Regions from separate parts of the Homo sapiens genome. Here region 1 is linked to region 2. The links are chromatin loops, found by intact Hi-C in ENCODE. Cell type or tissue: dorsolateral prefrontal cortex. All regions are shown on one strand. Links, peaks and the distances in the headings refer to the core of each region. The heading gives the core; the rest is flanking DNA. Region 1 has its middle 47 kb from the start of SOX6. Region 2 holds the start of LOC107984370 (a long non-coding RNA gene).

Evidence for each region. A loop is a pair of places that touch in the nucleus more often than their neighbours do. Peaks named below come from ENCODE experiments on the same cell type or tissue, not always from the same donor. Only the 100,000 strongest peaks of a DNase experiment are listed, where the experiment ranks them.
Region 1: a loop joins it to region 2, with 7 times the contacts of the local background. A loop is called at or near these places in 2 of 110 quality-filtered maps.

The regions. Positions count from the first base shown.
Region 1 is chr11:16,397,943-16,409,343 of GRCh38, forward strand. It overlaps a transcript of SOX6 not described here. Among named protein-coding and RNA genes, the nearest start is that of SOX6, 47 kb to the left of the region's middle. RefSeq lists enhancers at 3,781-6,549, 4,672-5,257, 5,258-5,842. In dorsolateral prefrontal cortex, for the core only: no CTCF peak of the experiment used is centred there; a DNase peak (open chromatin) is centred at 5,437; H3K4me3 peaks cover 2,129 bases; H3K27ac peaks cover 994 bases.
Region 2 is chr11:15,837,535-15,848,935 of GRCh38, forward strand. LOC107984370 (a long non-coding RNA gene) reads left to right here and starts at 6,211. Exons shown (of 4, transcript XR_001748058.2): 1 at 6,211-6,777; 2 at 6,853-6,949; 3 at 9,700-9,847. In dorsolateral prefrontal cortex, for the core only: CTCF peaks have their summits at 5,963, 6,168 and 6,427; DNase peaks (open chromatin) are centred at 6,017 and 7,817; H3K4me3 peaks cover 801 bases; H3K27ac peaks cover 2,237 bases.

The sequences.
Region 1 (11,401 bases), core at 1,757-9,756, 560 kb after region 2:
TTAGTAAAAAGGTCTGACTTTCAAATTCCAAATGTCTCCTCTCTCAACAGTTGTAGTGACATGGTCCCTTATCCTACAATAAATGTCATCCCAGGCTTCATGGCAATTTTCTGCAAATGCAATCTATAAACACTTGCATCAGAATAATCTGGGATGCTTGCAAAAAATATAGACACCTGGGCCCCACTTGACAAGTCCTAACCACCCAAGTGATTCTTACATACCTTAAAAGTTAGAGAGCCACTGCTCTAGGATCAGCTTAAGCTTACCTAAGAAGGACTCCAACGCAATCCCTTAGAATTCAGAATAAAAGTATGTACCTTATTGCGAGTTTGACCTTGACCTTTTGTCTTCATTCCAATAGCTAAGATTCCACCTTGTTTTTCTGTAGCTGAGTGCAGTAGTCCATCTAAAACCATAACCATTCCCTGGCCTTTTAGCTAGTTATACATTTCATATTCCTGGATGTGAATAAGCAAGTCCTATTCATCGTACCGGGTGTGGGGCAGAGTAGTAAGGGTCTACTAGGATAGGAACAGTCTTGGGAGAAAGTTAACATAGCAGACACAATGTATTAGCTAAACGGTTGGACAATTGACATCAATAACTATACTCCATTATAGAAAAAAAACTAGAATCTGTTCTTTAACTCCACTTGTTGTCTATGGGTCTTATTGAGGTCTAGCTGCCTATGCCTCTAAGTACCACTTACCCTAGATTTTTTTTTCCTTTCTCTGCTTTATGAAACTCTTTAATATCCTGTTTTATGTATTTCTTCTATAAGGTCAAAAGGCAGACATGGCAGCCAGTGGTTTCACAAATTGCTACAAAAGGCCATGTTCATAACCAGAATTAAGGAAAAGATAAAGGCTATGGAAAAAAAAAAACCATAAAAACCTAAAGGAAAACCCTTGAGAACTGGAATGACTAGTAGACCAAGTAAAATAATATTTTTTTTAAATTGAAATTCTAATCATTTATTTTTATTTTCATAGAATCTTTTAAGAAAGGTCAACAAAAAGATGATGATTCAAAAGATGATTATGAGAGAAGGTTAAAGTGACTAAAACAAAGAAAAGACATTACTGAACTAGTAGAACTCAGAAAACAGATTTTTCTTGGCCTCTCTACCACTTCCTAGATTTACGATCTAGACTAAATCTCTTAACTTTTCTGTGCTTCAGTTCCTCATCTGTAAAATGAATATAATAAACCAGGTCTGTGTGTCTCATAGGGTTATTTTTATAATTAAACAGGATCATGTTTATTAAAAAGCTTTGAAACTATAAATACCATATAAACATAAGGGATTACTGTAGCTATATAAATTGCTACTGTATAAAAGATTATAATTAACATCCATAGATAACTTAAAGCAGTAATATTTTTATTGTTTTATATTATTTTTATTTTATTTTATTTTATTTTATTTTAAGAAACTGGGTCTCACTCTATTGACCAAGTTGGAGTGCAGTGGCACTATCATAGCTCATTTGCAACCTTGAACGCCTAAACTCAAGTGATCCTCTCACCTCAGCCTCCTGAGTACTACATTATTTTTAAAGGAAAATATAAGCCATATACAGTGAAAAAGTAAATGGAAGTTTGTAAAATGTCTCTCCTAAGGAAATTTTAAGAACATGACCAATATTAGTTGGGGGAAGACTAAGGCAAAATCATCCCAAAGTATAGATAAATAATCAGATTAACCTGAGTTTGCCCAGTTCATACTTAAGCCTTAAGGTTCTTAACAGAAGGACTTCCAGATGAGGAAAGGGATAAGGAGTGATACTGGTGACATTTCTCATCCAAAACCATCTACCTAAAGACAGAGTTCAGACTGACTTGAAGAAGTAAAAGCTTGGGGTATTTGTTACATGACATTTGACTTTATCCAACATTGCCCTAAGATTCAATCAAGTGCCATGATTTGATTTAACTGGCTAACATGTACATGTTCAAAGGGAGAAAATGGAAGTTTTAGCCAGTGCAAAAATTGGTTGATGAGAGTTGCCCACGTGAAGAAAAAAGGATTCTTAACTTAAAAAAAGACAGTTTCAGTTCCATTGAAACTGAAGAATGTCGAATTTTTAAAAAGTTCCATTTTTTAAAGTTTCAATAAACCATTCAATAAATATTGTTGAACATGTTTAATGGTCTAGGCATTGTTCAAGACACTGGCGAATATGAGGAACAAAAACAGTCAAAAATTACCTGCCATCATAGACCTTATATTCCAGTTGGAAAGAAAGCCAATACATTTAAAAGATATACAAATTATATAGTATGTTCAATATTGAAAAAGTTTCTGGAAACAAATAGAACAGCATTAGAGAGAACAGGAATGTTTAGCAGGTTGCAATTTTAAATAGGATGTTCAAGGTAGATCTCACTAAGAAGACATTTAAGCAAAAACTTGAAGGAGGTGATGAAGTTTGGTGAGATCCTTATACTACAATCATGGGAGTTATTTTTCACCCATGTTAACATTTTTACCACTTTAATAATAAACAAGATATTCTTATAAATATACTTTTGTACTATAATAGCGAAAAGCTATAAGTCACTGATGTAATGGTAAAACAAATTGTGGTACATCCATATGATGGTATATGATGTAGTGATTAAAAATGTTCTCCAAGACTATTAACATAAAAAAATCAATAAAGTGAGTTTTTAGATACAAAAATGTATACATAATATGATCCAATCTTGCAGAAAATTTTTTTCATTTGCTCAACAACTATTTTTTGAGTACCTTCTATGAGCCAGGCACTATTCTGGGCCCCAGAGAGAGGGCAGTAAACAAGCTAGACATGTTCTTTCTTCTCATACATACGTAGATAAAAGACTTGTATGAAATATACCAGAATATTACTAGGAAGTAAATTTCATTATGAAATAATAAGGTAAAATTATAAGTTATTTTATTTCCTCCTTTATGATTAAACATAGTCCCAAATTTCTAAATACTTTCTGAATGGTGCCAAAAACAAACCATGGCCTTTATATTGATCTAAACATTATAGTCCATATTTGTTTTGTGATATCTGTGTTTGCATAAAGCACAAATTTGCAGTCTTACAATATTCTGCCAAATGTGTATTGCATTTTTCAATTATATACCAATTTTTATGTCTCATAACACCTAATGAAATTGAATAACATTGGATCCCTTTCTACAAATACAAAAACTAGGAAAAAGAACAGTTAACTAACTTACTACACTAGAAATAGTGTTTAAATTGTAAATTATAACAACGCATATGAAAGTATCTCACACAGTGCCTGGACCAAGAAAGGTTTGCAGATTCTGGATCCTATGCTAGTACCTTCCCAGTTCTGCTGGAGTTTGTTGTTGTTGCTGCTGTTTGTTGTTTGTTTTTGACAGGGAAAAAAATCTCCATTTATTTAAAATGGAGCGTTAATAGTTACCAAAAAAAATCTTATGTGAATCCCAGACCCTACCACGACTACCAGGTGTTAGCTTTATTCCATCTCTCCTCAATCACTAAAATGACCAGTAAACAAGTTAGACATGTTTTTTTATAATGCTTTTCCAGTCTTCTTTTGATTTCAGTATTTATATTTAAACCATGTAGCAAATGGCAGTGGTCTACCTCTAATTAGTCAAGTTGTCTTGGGCAAGTCATTTCAACTTTCCAGTCTCGCTTTTTAAATTTTTCAAATATAAGATTTGGACTAGGAGAACTCAAAAGTCATTAAGCTCTAAAGTTTCATTATATTACTTTAAGTCTATGAGGTATCTATAATAAATCAAAGGAACACGGCTTCTCAAAAGAATAAAGGATACAGCAATAGGGTGGTTGGCTAGAACAAGAAAACAAAGACCAAGGATTAAAAGAGAATTTGAAAATCTCCCCAACCCCCTGGACCAAGTCCAGCTTCAGTCACATAAAGGTTGTTTGGGACTATAGAGAAGAATAAATATGAAGGTTTCTCAAATCATCAAGAGATGATGTTTTTGCTTAAAAAAGAAAAAGTACACTTGTTCCTATATACTCTCTAGTTCTTAAAGCATACATACACACATCACCACCAACAACAACCCTAAATGTTTTAATATTGATATGGAAGGAAAATACAAGTCACTCATTTTGCTGAAATAAAGTATTTTAAACCCAGAAAGGGTGATTTGGTTTTGAGGGAAAACAAAACAAAAACAAAACAAAAAAAACACTGTATTCACTCTTTTTCTATTGCCTCCTCTGTATACAAACCCACAGTAGCTCTTAAATTTGTGACATTTTCTTATGTACATGGAGAAAAATTTGTGTCACTATTGCAGCAACATCTAAACAGTTTCCTGTAAACTTTCAGTGATGGAACTCATAGAATTTATGATAAAATCCCGTAGAGTGGTGAAACAAATTTCTTTCATATTTATCATTCATTTTATTCAGTGTGCATTTGAAGGAAAACCTTTTAAGAACACCAATAACGTGAGAAAGCTAAAACAACTAAATTTATTGTTAAGTATCACATCATTGGTCCTTCTGGGAGTTCAGGAAGAAGGCTTAAATCACATTTCCTAACACATTAGAGAGCTTCCCAGAGATTTGATGGCCCACAGAAGCAAACCACCCAAAGCACACTGGAATCTCAGAGATGGTGACAAAGAAATATCGCTTTGTTTAATGAAAGCAGACTGAAGTTACCCTTTCATTTTTTTTAACAAAATACAAACTCTCTTACCCCATTTTTCTTCTTTCCTTCCTCCACCCACTCCTGTTTCACCTGACTAAACTGTAGGTATTTGTTCCATCACCTGACTTAGGGGCTGGCTAGAAATATTAGGAAAAAAAACAATCTACTATTGTTACATGAGACAACAACCTTTCATGTCCTTGAAGCTCACCATGACCTTTCATCTTTCCTATCCCCAATGGTCTCTCCTAACAACTAAAACTACACTCAGTTGGGCTGAATTCCAGATTGTCATAAAAAGAACCCTGTCCTTTCAAAACAAAACCAATTTTTACACCAAGGTGGGGGAGAAACACAAGTCCATTGTTCCCTCACAGATGGAAGTTGGAGTTACTAAGGCAACTGCTCTAATCCTCCTTTTTACCACCTTTTTCACATCACTGGCCTATCAAGTATGCTACCTTTTAACTCATAAGCTCAAAAGCTGGTAGTCTAACTGGCTGCCCTAATTAGCTACGATTTTCACACTACAGACAACATGATGAGCTAATCGAAATTTGCAAAATAATGACGTACCTCCAGCAAATATTCCTCCTCCTGAGGCCCAGTCTTAGAATAACAATAATGAGACCATTATTAGAGAAGGGCATTAAAATGCTGCACTGCTGCTAAACAGAGAACTTAATTGTTCTGGTCTTGTCCATTGAATCAACAACCTATTGTTGTGGACTTGAAAAATAAAGGACTGGAGAATGGGTGCCATGATGATTGGTCTGTGCGGCCATACCGGCACTCTGTAGAATTGTTTTCTTTTGAAACTCTTGATGGACTAGTAGTTTTGTTTAAAAGTAACATAAAAGGCGATTGTCTGGATAAAAAGTCCTATTTATTGAAATCCTTAGAAGCAGTTGCATGGATTTGTTCGTGACCCCTGAGATAAAAACATAGTGACCATAATAACACCATTTGTAGAGAGCCCTGTTACCACTGCCTACAGTAACATAAGATAAGAGACAGTCTTTTCTAACTACAGTAGGAAGGAAGGAAGTACTTCTGAGCAGAAAACAAGAATGATAAAAGGTCAAATACTGGATAAAGCTCATTAATCACTGAAAGGGAGACTTTAAAAAATAATGCTAATTTAAGAATTCTGTACAATTGCTAAAGATTCAAGCACATGTAAAAAGGCACACAGCTTGTTTTTTCCTTTCCCACTTTTGAACTTCTTTGGTTAAAAAAAAAAGAATTAAAATAAAATTATTATTAAATAACTAAAGCAAGATGTCTCAGGATAACCTGGAGAACAAGAAACCCAAAGGTTTCTAGATAATTATTCTTATGGTCATCCCCAGTCTATATTGAGAATAACAAAATACTGAAGTTAAAGGTTAACTAGTGTAGGATTCTTAGCTGTAGAAAAGCACTGTTTACACACTGTAAAAGTGTCTTCCATATGGGGCCACAGTACATGTTTTCTGTAAAGTCAAACCAAGATTTTAGTGTTGAATTGTGGGGAAGGGACGTACTTTTGCTGTTAGTGGGTATTTGGGGTGAGGGTCTGTTTGTTTTTTACCAAGTGAAATCTGCATTATATAAAAATGTATTAAATTGTAAATAAGACCTCTTGCTTCATTCAAACTGTGCTTTGCTTCATTTATCTTCATCTTGTTAGGCTAAATTAATTAACAATCTCACTGTTGCACACTTTCTCTTTTCATTACATCAAATAATGGCCGGTATATTAAGAAAGCCCTCACCACGGGAATTCTGCAACACTACTGCTAAGAAGAGTTTCTGTGTATCAATGTAACAATATTCATTTCATAAGCATTTATTAAATATACTTTTATTGTTAACAACCAATTAAGCACCTAAATTCTTAACATGTTATCAATAGAAAGCCATTTTTTAAAAAAGCAAAACTAAACTAAAAGTTGCAAGATACTTTAAAAAGGAAAAATAAATCACATTGTATGCCCACAACCAGGTTTCACCATCAACTTTACCTAAAATAAGAAGAAACACATGAAAATTTGACAGGTATGTTTTCAGAGATACAAGACAATATTGCATAAAAGGTTTAAAAGACACACCCCAAGCCGTTCTGCTCCTTGCTGTGGAATGTTTAATGTGATAAATGGGATGATTAGAATTTCATTGGTAAATCCCGTTATTTTAAATCTGTAAGAATGAAATGTTTTAAACTCTTTTGTAAGTTTTCTTTTCAACCTGAAACTCTGTGGCATCTAGAATTATGCAAATGGACAAAACACTAAAGCTCTTTTTAATCTTTTCCTTGATCAACCAGTGCTTCTTTCTCCAATCACAGCTTTGTGCGTGATATCTTTCTGCTAGCATTTCTTATTTAATTAAAACAGACACTGACAGAAGGACACGGATTAGTACTGTAATGATGCATTTACTTAGATTAATCGGAGGCTCCTTTTAGAGTAATGGCTTAAACAAAGAACAAAAGGAAATTGTTATGAAACAGCCTTTTATCCCAGGCAAAGGTCGCATTATGAGGTTTTTAATTTTGTCAGCTTCTGTTATACTCTGCCTTGCTAGTGGAACATGAGAAGTGCTTTTACCCCCAATAAAGCCAGTTATTATAAAAACAGCCATTAAAGCTGCAAATTAAAATGTCTGATTTTTAAAACAGGTTACTTAGCTTTCAGAATATCCTAATTAGCATGTTGTACATTGTGGTGAGGAAAAGAAGACTAAATGCTAATGACCTACCGCCAGGTGACCACACTGCTGTGCACAATAATAAGGACCTTTCCAAGTAATATGATGAATTAACCAAGTACAGGTCCCCCATCTAACACCCCTTCTCCGAATACAGCTTCAGATGAATGGAGGGACGTGACTGTTTGGATGTGTTCAGTAAGGCCCTACTTCTGTCCAGAACACTCTCAGCCAGCTACTTTTTATATAACCACTAAAAGGCAGAATTCTATTACAAAAGAGAGTAAATGAAATAGCAATACTATATACAGTCTGAAGTTAGAAAAGGCAACAGTCATTTGACTGCAAAGCACAATGAATTAAAGAACCATGCCCCAACAAAACCAACTCTTTGCCTCTTTTCATCCAACCTTCCCCATCCTATCCCTCTCCCCTCTGCCTCTTTAATAAGTTGAGCTTGCAGAGTATAAATGGAGTTAAGGTTTGAAAGCTCAGTCTTTGTTCATAGCACTGATTTTTACACCATGTTGTCTTTAACCAGCTCAAACGTAAATCGAGTTTCCTTTTTCTAAATGTTGTTTTTGCCTTCTGTTTACTGACTCCACCCACTGCTACTTCTCCTTAGTCAAAATTGCTCTCGACAAAGGGTATATTGTCCTTTGCATTTCCTACTGTATGAACTTACCTCAATTACTTGCCTACTTGTAGGTATTTTCTGCTCTATCTTTCTTTATGGACTAAATCGTTCTGTGCCCCATAAGGCTACTACTATACTTTAGGTTAATATATGGACTAGATAGAAAATATCTCTAGAATTCCGCACAGAGGAAACATAATCCACTTTAAGTCTCACACAAATACTCCTGAGTAGCTTGCTCTAGAAATTTCTTGAAACCAACAGGAAATATTGTCATTGGAACAAGAAATCACTGAGGATCATCAGTGCCATCTGTCCTGTGGACTTGTTTGAAAAGGAGGATTATTTGAGGTTGTATCAACTATATACAGCCACAAGAATGCTACAGGTTTAACCACCCCAAAACTTAGTGGCTTAAAACAATAAGCATGTATTTAGCTTATGCATCTGTAGGTCAGCTGGACATTTCTCTGGTTTTAGTTGAGTTCACTAACATATCTTGTGGTTGGCCTTGGCTGGGACAACTGGTATAATTCAACTCTGCTCCATATGTCTCATCCTCCAACAGGCTAGTCCAGGATTGTTCTTCTATAGTGACAGAAAACAGCAAGAGTGTGAACAGAAATGTACAAGTACTTTTACAAGCCTCTACCTGTGTCACATAAGCTAACATCCCATTGGCCAACGTAAGCTAAATGACTGATCTCAGAGTCTAGTCGTGAGGACAAATGCCCTATCAATATTGGAAGGGCACTGAAAAGTTTTATGGCAAAGGTCATAAATAGAAGGAAGGATAAAGAAGAACTGGGTTCTTTAAAGTATTCAGTCTTAGCAAAGAGGTCAAGGTCATTTGATGACTCCCAAAGTTCATCAGCAGAAGCTTCTGTTTTGTTCCATTTTAACTAATGCTGTCTACATAGCCACTCAAAATTGATGTCATTTTATTTTAATAAGTGAGAAAAATTCTTAAAAAGATAATTAACAACCCCATCACACCTTATCTCCATTGACTTCCAATTTAAAAATTACAGCTATTAAGCTGATCCTAAAATGTGACCTATACAAGTTCACATTTTTGTGTACTGAATTATTGTGAATCAGTTATACCTTAATAAGGTTTCAAAACTACAAACTTTTTTGTCTCAGATGCTTCCCTTCCACTGACAGAAGCAGCTAAGTTTGAGGAGCTATCTAATGGCTACTAGACTCAGAATTTTGTTCATTACTATATCTTAGAAAGTACAGACAGTTTTATTCCACAGAATACCAGAAAACAGTATTTCACACCCCTTTACAACAGCAGATATAGCCACAATAGCAGTGTTTAAAACTAAAAATTCTTTTGAAGTCCAAGCCCTATCACATCTCTATGCTTCCTCCAAGAGCTTTGTCTGCGAAAAACATACAAAGAAAATTGGTCTGAGGACACTACATGAGAAAGTGCCCTAGAATAAGATTATTAAGAAGCTAATTTTAAGCTTTGCAAATATTCTGTTTCTACAAAAGATGAATGAGGAAAGTATCCACGATGATTGCATCAGTTTCCCAAAGTTAATCTAACAGAGTCCCTACATGTAGCTTTAGGGATATATCTCAAGCCAGTTACCAGTCTTTCCACTCACAGACACACATCCAGCAGGAATAGGAGTGATTACCGGGCAGAATTCCTAACCCTTGTGGCAAGGGAAATACTATCCTATAGCACCACTCAACAATTATCCCTCTGAGCAATTAAAATAACCAGTGAAGTGGGTCTCCAAAAGGAGCCTTCACCCATTCCTTCATTTGAGCCAGCCCTGACAATGAGGTTGCCAAAGCTAGCACTAACACCCGAGGAACAAGAAATAAAGGCCAGCAAAGCTCAATCTTGCATCCAAAGATATTAAAAAGGAAACTAAATGACATGGAGAAGACATTCTTAAGAATTACCTAACTAATACAGAAAGGAAAAAAATAAATAACATAATAAAATCATTTTTATTCCCTTTTCATTTTTTCCACATTCCTTTACAACTTATTTTAATAATAATTTTGTTTTAAAGTAAAGCCCTGAGTGATGGTTTGCCTTTTATAAATAAGAATAACAGGAAAGAATGCAATTTGTCCTATTTTTCTAGTGTTTTGATCAACCAACTCCTCTCACCTGGTCTTTAGCAAGTATCAATTATTACAGCAGTGATTCAAGGTCATGGAAAAGAGCAAAGCTAATAGGTCCATAGAAAAATCAAGGCTTGTGCCCTCGTTAATACTGCATTCTAAACAAACACTAAGTCCATGTTCAGAGAGCTGTACTAACTCTTCTGAAAGGAAGCAGCTTACGTTCAACTCAAAATTTCTTTTAAAACTCTCTTTGCTTTGACAGAGAGGCAAAGAGAAACAAAAGTGCTTGCATATCAGAAAAGGAAAGGACCATAAAGAACAAAGACGGAAAAGGAAAGCTCGAACTCCTTAAGAACATTGTCTCTACATATCCATTCACCTGATTCTATCATTTCACACATATATATTTCACATGCATACATATATCTCATCTGGTACATAGTATGTGCTTAAAAGCTGTGTTGATTAAAATTATCATACAATTAGAAGAACAGACAAGGACAGAAAAAAGTAAGCATACTCTCTTAAATTACATCACCAGTCACATCAGATATTTAGGAAGCCCCAAGTTAGGAGTTTCTAACATTTGTTTTAAACTATTTTTTACAGGATGAAATGAGATGAAACATGGGTCAAATTACATGTGAAGCCACACCTACCTCCGCAGATTTTTTTTTTTTTTCCAGAGTGATAGGGTCTCACTATGTTGCACAGGCTGGCCTTGAACTCCTGTGCTCAAGGAGTCTTCCTGCCTCAGGCTCCCTAGCAGTTGAGACTACAGGCACACACCACCTCCCAGCCTGATGTTTTATAGAGATAAAAATATGACTAAAACTAACCCCAAGGAAAGACTCACAAGAAGAATGATGTCATAAATGGCTCAATGTAACCAATGGGGTAATTGTGGGACCTGAAGGAGAAGTTCTACCCTTTTGCCTTTATAAAGGACATGTGGTACATAAACAGACTAAAGTATTTAGACCTCAGATCACCTTCAACTTTGGTGCAAGAGGCTTTTTCTCTGTTCATTTAACACCTTCTCTGATGATCAATATCTTCCCTAACCAATGCCATCAACCTGCTATCTTCTGAATTCCAATGGATTAAACCATAGGCCTGCCAAAAAGTAGTGAAAGATAATCACCAAAATAATTTCATTGCTATGACAGAGCCTTATGGCGACAACCTCCATTCTTTACCAACATTTTCTCTATCCCTAACTTTCCTCTTGCAGTCCCCTAACCCCCCTCCAAAAAAAAAAAAAACAGGCAGAGGATTGGGGGAAAACAGCTATGTTGGGTTTAT
Region 2 (11,401 bases), core at 1,477-9,476:
CAGTTGGAGATGTTAGATAGGCAGCAGTGGGAGAAAGGAGTGTGAAGATTGGGAGAGAGGTAAGTCCCATGCCTCCACCAATGAATGGCTTAGGCTTCAGTATGGGGGGGCAATTCTAGCCAAAGGGATATGGCTGTAGGAGGCCTCTGGGTAAGATGTCCTCATTTCTAATGAGGATTTAAGATTGCTTGGATGTTTAGATGGATGGATGGATGAATGGATGGATGGATGGATGGACGGATGGATGGATCTCTAAGTATCCATTTATTTCCAGTGGTCATTCAAATCTTAAAGGTACAGTGAAGTCTAAGTTAGGAGACCTGGCTTTAATCCCTGATATTTTTTACTAATTAATCATAAACCTAGGCAAAAACACCCCCTCTCTGAGTCTCAGTGTCCCCACCTGCACAATGAGGAAATTGGACTATATTGTTTTTATGAGCCCAGCTAGCCCTTCTGTTCTATGAAATTGTAAGAACATGGACTTTGGAACCAGAAGCTCTGAGAGAAATGTTGACTTTCCCCTACTTGATGTGCAATCTCTAGCAGTTCAAGGTTCCTCTGTGTTGCAGTTTCCTCATCTCTGAAGTGATGATTTATGGTCCTTCCCAACATTAATTTCCATTAAGTCACAGCATAGTTTCCTAGTTACTTGTGTTGATGGAAATAATGAAAACCTCTAGGAAAGCAGTAGTTAGGAGGAAGCCAACCCCTCAATGCAAACACATGCACACACACACATACACACACACACACAGTCTAGAAAAGGAGACCAGGCCTTTCCTTTCAGAGCAGCTACTCCCTGGCTCCGTCTGAGTATAAACTCTGGTCAAGGTGGGAACTATGCTCTTCTTGAGGCGAGCATGGTTGTTTCGACGGCTCTTAGCTTCCCTTGGCACCTCATTCCCAGGAGTTAAGAGCTACCATAAGAATCTCAAAGCTCAGTCCTGCTGGGTCCTGCTGTATCTACAACAGGGCTTGGGATGAATAAAAGACATTAAGACCATAAAGCTCCTGGCCCAGACTTGGCACACAGTGAGTGTTCAAACTGTCTTGTACCTCAGGCCCCTGTGCCCAGTTAGCTAAAGGCACTAATTAACTAAAATGAACAATAATGAACAATAATGGTAGAATATAAGGCAGTTTTAGATTTCAGATTTTTAACATGTTCAAATGCAGAAATCCCTGGGCTATTTTATTCATGTAAAAAGTCTAACAATAATTGTTAATTTTTGAAAACAAATCAAGCATAAAATAAAAGACTAAAGGAAACCATTCTCTTACCATAGTTTAGACCATCTAGTCTAACAGAAATTTCTTTGCTCTGAAATGATATCAATTTCCCATTGCTAGTGTTGTCTGATCAGTATCATATATGAAGGTTGATTAATAGGAAATGGGTAAATAGGTATATTATGACTTAATCAGTGCTTTATGTTTGAAGACTTGATCTTTCAAAAATCTTTTATTTTTAATGAAAAGGGGTGTTCAGTGTCGTAAAGGTTGGGAGGCAGCAAGCTAAAATGTCGAATGTTTTGACAGGGGCCTGCTGGTGACTATATCCCTCCCTTTGATGTATGAGCCCTAAGAACCTCTGAGCTATGTCGATGTGTCCCCAAAGCACAGATCCAAGGGAGAAAGGGGAAAAGACACTCTGCTAACAGTGGCTAATGTCATTTCCAGTTAACTGGCTTTTGGCAGATATGGTACAGATGTTCAAATGACCTCATTAGGGACCAGGATGTCAACAACAAGAGAGATACAAACAGAGCCCTGCTTAAGATTCCTGCAGATTCCTTGGGTTTGGAATCCCTTAACTCATTTCCCAAGCATTCCAAAGGGTGGGAATTTCAGGCGATGGCATGTGGCATTATGAAGAATTTTAGGGAAGATGGAGCTTATATTAGTTAAGAGAGGCTAGCTTTGCTGCAATAACGAACCCGCAAAGCTCTGTCTCTCTCCCCTTCTATTTCACTCTGTGGGTTGGCCTCATCCTCTGCTATATCAGATGATCTTCCTGCAGGCAGCATGGAGAGACTGGGCACAGCCTCCAGAGGTGGCCGGGTTTACATTCACTTGTATCTCTCAGCCACATATGTAAAATCCTAAGGAAGGACCACGCTGAATCAAGGTTCATATATCTGCTTCCCCTACTAGACTATAAGGCTGCAAAAGGCAGAGAATGAGTCTCACTCTGCTACCTTCTGCAGTCTCTCTTAACCTGGAGTTGCCCTGTAAGGGACACTAAGTAAAAATTGTTCAGTTGAATAGATTAGCAAACCACTCAGCACAAACCAAGAAGAAAAGAACTAAACACAGAGAAGACTGACAACAGGGGTGATTTAGAAACAGACTAGTCAACTGTTGATCAAAATTTTGTTACATTCAACAACAGCAGCGATTCTGAGAGCCCTGGAGATATTTTATCCAATAAACTCTTTCCAGAGCTAATAATAAAAATTTCTTGCATGGTGGTTTACAACACAATTTTACATCCCCCCCACCCCGCCCCGCATTTTTTTTAGCATCACTTCAATACAATTCAACAAACAGTAATGAGATTCTTCCAGGTGCCAGGCGCTGTGCTCAGTGGTGGGCTATGGCAGTAGAAACAGGTCCTTGCCTCAGAGAACTCTCAGTGACTGTAGTACTAAAGAGAGAGATTAAATAATTGAAGAGATAATAATAGCTGATATATTTACCGAGAGCATTTGCTATGTGTCAGACACTAGACTGGGTGCCTAACACATATTAACTCAATTCATGCTTACAATAATCCTTTGAGACGGATACTATTATGAGCCTTGGAAGTTGGGTGACTTATCCAGGGTAAGCAATTGACAGAGCCAGGATTTAAACCCATGTAGTTTGGCTCCTGAGTCTATGCTCTTAGCCATCATAACTGTACCACCAGCCAACCACAGTGTTAGGAGAGTTAAAATGGAAAGTAAAGGGGTTGAGGAAGGCTCCAGCATTTAACCCAGTCAAATATTAGAGGCACATCTGCCAGTCTAAAATCCAGTGTCCTTCCCGCCAGCCTGGGTATAAAGGCTCAGTGCAGTGGCTGCGTTATTAGCTGCACTTACAAGTCTCCAGGGAGCTCCAGATATAACTCCCCATTGGTGTTCTCCCAATTGTCTGAGCATAAATAGCCAATAGGTCCTCTCCATACCCCACAAAGAACTTAGAAACGAATCATCCTTCTGGTAATTGCATTAACCGAATGTTTTTGTTTGTTTGTTTAATTTAAGAGTTAAAACAGAATGACCTTGTCTTTGAAATTGTGAAATAACAATTAGAAGTTATTTGCTTATATTTATATTTAGAATTAAAGGATATTCATATGAACAAGTACAAAACAGGGGTGATGGGGTTGGCAAGGGAATGAGGGCCTTCATAGAGATGGATTATTGTTCATTCAACTGTAATGATTAACAATTAAAAATCCACTCTTGCAGTTCCCCATGTCAGGGGAAGGATAGAAGTTTTTGTTGTTGTTTTTTTTGTTTTTTTTTTTTTTGGTGTTTTGTTTTGTTTTGTTTTGTTTTGTCTGAAACAATAAGTAACCTCTTTCTTTCCAGGGAATGCATTAGAATAAGGGGTTTCCCAAGACCTGGACAAAAGCCAGGATATTTGGGAGTCAAAGTCCCCTGCCCCTCCTTTTGGCCTCCGTCCTTGTGGGTCCTTGTAAGGTAAGCGCTCAGGCTGAGAGCTCAGCTGAGTGGGGAGAAGGGGCTGACCACCTGGAAGCCTTAACCCAAAGAGGCACAGTGTAGGTTGGGCTGGGTGGCAAAAGCAGGGCAACAAAGTAAGCCCAATAATAGCTCACCCTTAGCATTTATTGAGTACTTACGATGGCTGAACATGAGTCTACACACTTCACATTCAGTAGTTCATTTAATTAGGTTGATAGAATTAGTATCCCCATGTTGCAGGTAAGAAAAGTGAGGCACAGGGGTTTGATGTTGCTCAAGACCATACTTCTAGGAAGTGGAGGATCCAGAATTCAAACGCAGGTAGGGTGACTCCAGTGTCAGCACCCTTCACCAGGATGCCACAGCAAAAGGGTCATCCTGAGATCACCGCTCTGCTGATTTGGATTTTGAGACCTTCTCAGGATTCTTCGGAGAGCACCTCTTTTATGAGCTCTGCTGGCCCCGAACTTGATATTCTCCAGTGATTTTTGGCTTATAGCTGCCTCCTTACAAATTGGCAACTAATTTTAACCCCGGAGCTTCTGTTCCTGGGTAATGTGGTGGGGAGGGGACAGAGAGAGAGGAAGACAGACAGACAGACAGAGGTAGGCTGGCTATTATTTTAGAAGAAGTTAGACAGCAATATAACCAGCCTCTCACCCAAGTGATAAAAAAGTCATTGTTGGGGCATGTTTGCACCAAAAACAGAGAGAGAGATTTTCCTGAATCATTTCTAATTTTTTATTTAGGCTTCACACTTTTCCTGGGGCCTCTGGGCAGGCTTCCAGATCCCGGTATCCATAGTTGACTCTGAGCTCCCGAGGTAAGTGATCTGTCACTCCCAGGCCTGGGGAAGGGTTGGGCAGAGGCCTGGACAGACTATGCTTGGCTCAGCACCCTGACATTGTACATACTAATGCAATGTGAAGTAGCACGTCTAAATAGCCTGTCCAACTTTTTTGATGTTCTTGAATCCACAGATGGGATTCATTTCCACACTGTTCGCAAAACGTAAACGATACAAGGACATTAAAGAGCATTAAACTACTTGATGACATTTTGGTCACATTAATAAAAAGTGGCATTTTTAAAACTACCAGAAAGAAAGAGAAAGAGTTTGGGGGTGGAGAGGGGAGAGATGAAGAAGAAGAGAGACAAAGCAGGGAGGGGGAAGGAGGAACAAGAGAGGGATTTGAATTCATCTAAAGTATAAAAGAAATGCTGGCAGTCCCAGCTCTTCTCAACCCAGTTGGGACTTCATTTAGTATGACATAAGAAGCAAATCTTTCTGGACAGATCTGTGGAACACACCCACACTTATATAGTGAGTGGTGCAGACAGACTAAGATATTAATGTTTCCTTCCAGACTGATTCATTTGGCCAAAATAAACTCATATACCACTGAGACATGAGTGAGGACAAGAGGAACATCAGACTCACCTCCTCCAGGAAGCCTTCTATGAGTACCTCCTCAGGCTAGACTAGGTGTCTCTTCTCTGGACTTCCAGAGGCCCTACGCTTACTCTCATCATAGCCTACATCATCGCGGCATTTAATCACTGATTGACTTGCCTAAATCCTCCCTAGACTGTGGGTTTCTTGAGGGCATAAGCTAGGGCGAGAAGCATACATTCAAAGAGACGTACGTCTCTTCAAATTGTTGGGGTTCAAATCCCAGCTAGCCCTTGTATTGGTTTTAAGACCTGAAGCATAATTAGTTAAGCTCCCTGGGTCTCAACTGCGACATCTATAAAATGGGGTAAAAGGAAAACCCAGTTCATAGACTTGTAATGATTCCTAAATGAGGTAATGAATGAAAGGCACATAACCCCATGCCTGGTACACACACACAGGACATATGGTCTATATTAGCATTAACATTATGCCTAGCACCCCAAGCAGTTGGCACATAAAAGGCACTCAATAAATACAGTACTGTTAAATCAATGAATCTCAACAGACTCACTTAGAAAAAATCACTTCCCAAGGGGACTAAGGAATTGGACATGGAGCCATAGAATGTGAAAATGGGTGGCAGAGACATTTAATAACTTATCAAGTCCTGGGCACCTTGTTTTAAAATAAAAAACCAGTACTGGTCTCTCTCTGGAGTGCCTCGGGAGGTGTCCTGCTCTCCTAACAACCATGGCTGGTGAAGGAAGGGCGAGCAGTCCCAACCCCCGCCAGCAGCCCATGCCCCCCTCCCCTCACCCACTTTTTTGGCAGAGCTCTCTCCTTCCAGCCCTGGTGGTTACATTAATTGCTAATGACAATGGCAACCTTCACTCTGTGTGGTTTCCTGCCCAGATTCTGGATCCTTTACAAGGCTCCCTTTTCTTTTTTCCCAGATAGGAAATGCAACCCGAGACGTGTGAAGAAAAAAACAGTGTGCTTATTGTCATAGCCTCCACTTCTCGGCTGGGCCCGGCTGTGTGTGCTCTGGGGTGCCTGCCCCGCCACAGGGAAGAATAAACCCAGACTCAAATCATAGGAAATTCATCAAATGTGCTTCTCAGAGCTCTGTCTTTCAAGGTCTGTTTCCTTGCCATATGATCTCTATAAACCAAATCACTGTTAGCCAGGGCACAGGACCAGAGGCGCCGGAGGCTCATGGATAATGAATGCCAAATGCATGTGACAATAGACTGATCAGAAAGCAGAATAGAAATTTCTGAGTTGTGCTTTTATATATGTATACACACACAGACAGGCACACACCTATGTGTGTGCACACACTCAAGCACACACACATGCATGCATATCACACACACACACACACACGGGTCAAGCACACAATATATCTTAATGTATAAAGGCCAGTTGTGGTCCTTGGTGCCAGATTCAGATAACTCATCTCTCAGTTACTTTGTCAAGACAAAGAAGCCTGTGGATCAGAAGGATAAAATGGAAGAGGAAAACAAATCAGAACCCCGTTTAGCTGGGGACACTCAATGTGGAGGAGGCACAGATTTGACTTTGAAATTTAGGATGCCTTGCACTCAGCAACTAACACAGGACACAGCACACAAGGGGGCCTCAACTGAAAAATGAAAATCAAGGACTTATTCCTGGGCACCAAAGGTAAGTGGGAGAAATTGCCCTAAACGGAATGAATTATTGTGTGATCTTTTCAATAATGGTTTTGACCCCTCCTAGGTCTGACCAACCCCTTCACTCACTAACCAGTTTCCAGTGTGACCAAGACAGAGAACACAGGACAGAAACTAGCAGGCCACCAGCTGAAGGCAAAAAGGTAATTAATGTTATAGCCTTTTAGATTCTAGAAAATACTGCACTTAAAACTGCAAGTCAACTAAGCGGCTGTCGGCAACCGATAAATGCTTCCATATTCACAGGCATCAGCAGTCTTCCCGTTACAAAAAAAGTAATAATACATACATATTAATGGATCACATTTTGTCCTTTGGGGAGCATAATTTTTAAAAGGGCCAAGGCAGCAATAATAGTTCCTTTAAAAATTCTAAATGCTGTAATTGTTTTCTCTGAATTATGGTGCTAGGATTTAATTAGTGATGAATGTTCGGTATGGGGTTTAGACATTTTTGATGAATTCAGCCAAACAGAAAAGTAGTCTTGTCCTTATTGCTCCCACCCGGGCCCCCGCCCTCTTTTCTTCCTTAGAATCCTGAAATGTGCGTGTGCAAGAGCACATGTCTACGAAGGGATTTTATTTTCTGCAGTTTCACTGTAGCTAAGAAGGAGATTGCCTTAACCACAGTTCAACAAGGAACATGAAACATGGTCAGTGAGGTCATGCAATTCAGCACAAGTTTTGAGGTTTTCTGGTTATAAGGAGGAAAAATAATAAAATGTAAATGGTAGAAATTTCTTTTTGGCGATGTTCTTATCATTAGGAAGAAGTTGCCCATATCTTGGGCCTGGTCTCCTGGGCTTCAAGGGCTCACGGACCAAAGGGCTAAAGGTGTCAGGGGAGAGTGGTAGAGGGCAGAGAGGAAGGACTTTCTTCATTCATTTGACGAATAACCATTTAGCAAGACCTGCTGGGTCCAGGCTCTGAGCTGGGCATTGCACACAGGGCCCTGGCAATGGAGTCCCTGCCTGGGGATAAATACAATTGCTTTGTTCTTCTCCAAACCACTTCTTTGTAAAAGCAGCTGGAGAGAAGCCCAGACCAGCAGCCATCCACACAGGCAGAATCAAGGAGGCCTACATAGCAGGGCCCCTGGGGGCCATGCCTACCCCTCCCATCCACCTTCAGGACTTCTTTCATTTGAGACCTGGAGGCTGCTCCTGGTTCCCAGTATCTTCTATTAACATGCAAATACTCCTGGGAAAGGTCACACCTTGAGACCCCATCAGCTAACCTCTTGCTCACCAGTTACTTCTTAGCAAGGATTAGCAGAAATAGAACACCAAGAGAAGGCCTGGGGGTGAGGGCTGGGGGGAGGTGAGGGCTTATGGGGAGGGAGGTGAAAGACCTTCCTACTGCCAAGATTTTCCTGGACAGTCGAATTGATTTAATGCAATACAATAAATCAATGATATTATTTCAATAAATGTTGATCTTTTTACACTGCAAAACAAACTAAAATCTCATTTGCATACCACCAAAAGTATTACATTTAAATTAATTCGCAAATTAGGTATCATTCTGGGTTCCACCACATGTTCCAGATAGAGTATAGGAACACAGAGTCTTCCCCATTGCCCCGATTGTGCTACAAATAGCAACTGCTTCACAATCTTGCCTAAAGTGTAAAAATGTTGCCCCCATCCCCAAATGGCAGACCCAGGTGGTCAATGGAGGTTTTGTTCACTCTGTCTAGCACCCCTCTTGTTTCTCTCTATCATCTCCCTCCTCAATTCCATTCTTCTTGCCTCCCATCTCAAAACCACCCGCCTCTACCATAGGCTTCTCTAGAGTGCTATTGAGGCCCAGTGGTTTAGCTGCTACAGAGCTTTCATCACGCTTCCCAATGAAGTCCTTAAAATGCCATCCTGGAGAGGGTTCCCGGTTAAAAGCATAGGGTCCTGGATCTGTCAGAAAGACCGGAGTTCAAATTCTGGCTCTGCCATTTTTAGATACTGGAGACAAGTGACTTTCCTCATCAACTGTCTTTTGAGAGGATTAAGTGTAATTATAGTAAGTGCTCAATAAATATTTGTTACTGCTGTTGTTATAACACACTATCTTCTTTATAAAATGAGATTGCAAAATAATGTGCAGGTAATTTTCTTAAAAAGCACCATGGTGAGTATGTCACCAGTTATTCCCTTAAGGAAATGTTTACTTTTTTAAACATTTTTGTCATGGATCATAATTGTTATTTATTTTTTTTTATTCATTCAACGTTTAGCATAAGCCTACTATGTGCAACACACTGAGGTAGGTACTTAGGACACAGAGATGGGTAAGCCTGATCCCTGGCTTCTGGGAACTCACATCTAATGGGTAAAAACAGAGTGAGAAGTAACAGATATCCATAAAAAGCTATGAGAGGCTGGGCGCAGTGGCTCACGCCTGTAATCCCAACACTTTGGGAGGCCGAGGCGAGTGGATCACGAGGTCAGGAATTCAAGACCAGCCTGGCCAAGATGGTGACACCCTGTCTCTACTAAAAATACAAAAAAAAAAAAAAATTAGCTGGGCGTGGTGGCAGGCGCCTGTAATCCCACCTACTCAGGAGGCTGATGCAGGAGAATCGCTTGAACTCAGAGGGCAGAGGTTGCAGTGAGCCGAGATCATGCCACTGCACTCCAGCCTGGGCAACAGAGTGAGACATTGTCTCAAAAAAAAAAAAAGCTATGAGAAAACTCTGTCATTAAAGAACCCACTGTCTGGGGATAGTTGGTACAACATCCAGAGAGGTATTTGAGCTGAATATTAAAGAAGAAGAAGAATATTAATATTTATTGCAATTTATTGGGACTGTTCTGTGTGCCAATCACCGAGTAGTGGTTTATCATTTTACTGGAGTCTACATAATAACTACATAAGGTGAATACTTTGTCATTTTGCAGGTGAGGACACTGAGTCTTAGGGAGGTTAAGAGAAGTGCCTATAATATTTCTGTTGGTATATCAAAATAATTGAGATTTCAACCCAGATCAGCGTGGTTCTGAAGGCCATACTCTTCCTTGCAAACAAATGGGCCAATCAGCGACTCAGGTGAGAAAAAGAAAAAAAAAATTGTCCTGTGACTTACAGGCATGTCTTCACGGTTTTTTTAAATGTAATATTTGATACATACAAAATAAATTGTTGATGCATTTAAGTTTCTATATTTGGATATATAAATGTATATTTATTTTTAAAAAATTATATGTACATAATATGTATACATGTATGATTATTTTTTAGATGAATAGCTTGTCAGGCATTTTGATACATAGAAGAAGAGGGTTATATCTGTACCAAATATGATAATATTTTTATACATATTGGTAACCTTCTTTCTCACTTAACAACAGTCAAGAATGTATTTTTGATGTCAGCAAATCTATGTCTATATCATCCTTATTAATCCTGTTACATGTTCTTTGAATGGATAGATACCATCATTTATTTAACCTATTCTCTCTTCAAACATTTAGCTTCATTTCAATTTTTAAAATTGTCATGAATAACGTTGTGATGATCATCCTTTGCACAAATGCCTTTGCCTATTTATCTAATCATTCTCTTAAGATAAATTTTTGGAAGGGAAATTGCTGGGTCAAATGTTTAAGATCATTGATGTGTTTTGCCACATTGTGGCAAATGTGAAATGTATTTGAAATGTATTTGCACATTTCATCATGTGCAAATTTATACTTTCATTAACAGTTTATGAAGGTGGCCTGACATTTTGGCTTTTGTTTTATATTGCTATGTTTCTTTTTTTTTAATCTTACTGATAAAAAGGATTTAAAGTCCTTTAAGTCTGAAGGCTAAGAACCCTTTGTCTTTCACACATTCTATAGTGTATTTGCCATACAGAAATATTTCATTTTTATATAGTAAAATGTATATGTTTTTTATGGTTTCAGCTGCTGATGCAATATTTAGGAAAACTTTCCCTAATCGTGATCATAAATTTCCCTTTAGATATTTTTGTGGCCTCAGTTTTTACATTTTATTTTTTAATTAATTCAGAATTTAATGGTGTAAGGTAGGAAGAAAAAATCCAAATTAATATGTTTTCGGGTACCATCTTTTGCCCATCTCTCCACAAATGAGATATTACTTCTATTATATACCACATAATAGCATGGAGGAGTGTTCTGTTATTTTCTGCTGATCCATTCATCTATTTTTTTCACAGAATTATGCTATTTTAATTATTACTGCTCTATAGTATATTTAATGTCTAGCAGGGCTAGCCTCTTCTCATGGTTTTTTTTTTCAATAATTTTAATATAGTCTTTTCCATTTTTTTAGTTCCAGAAATGAGGTTATGAGGTAGAGGATAACTTTTGAAAGTATGACAGTAATATGCATGACAAGGGGTGTTGTGGTTTTTAAAAAAATAAAATCAATCTCATAATTTCATAGCCACACTCAGTTCATTTCCATGAATGATGTGATTCTGGCACTTAGAGTCTGGCATGCTCTATCTATCACTAAACTTACTATATTCTGTTTGCCAAGGACCTTGGCAGGAGCCTTTGTTCATTCTGTCTACATGGAAAGCCAATATAGCATCATAGTAGGAGTGTAAGATCTAGCTGTGTGACCTTGGGC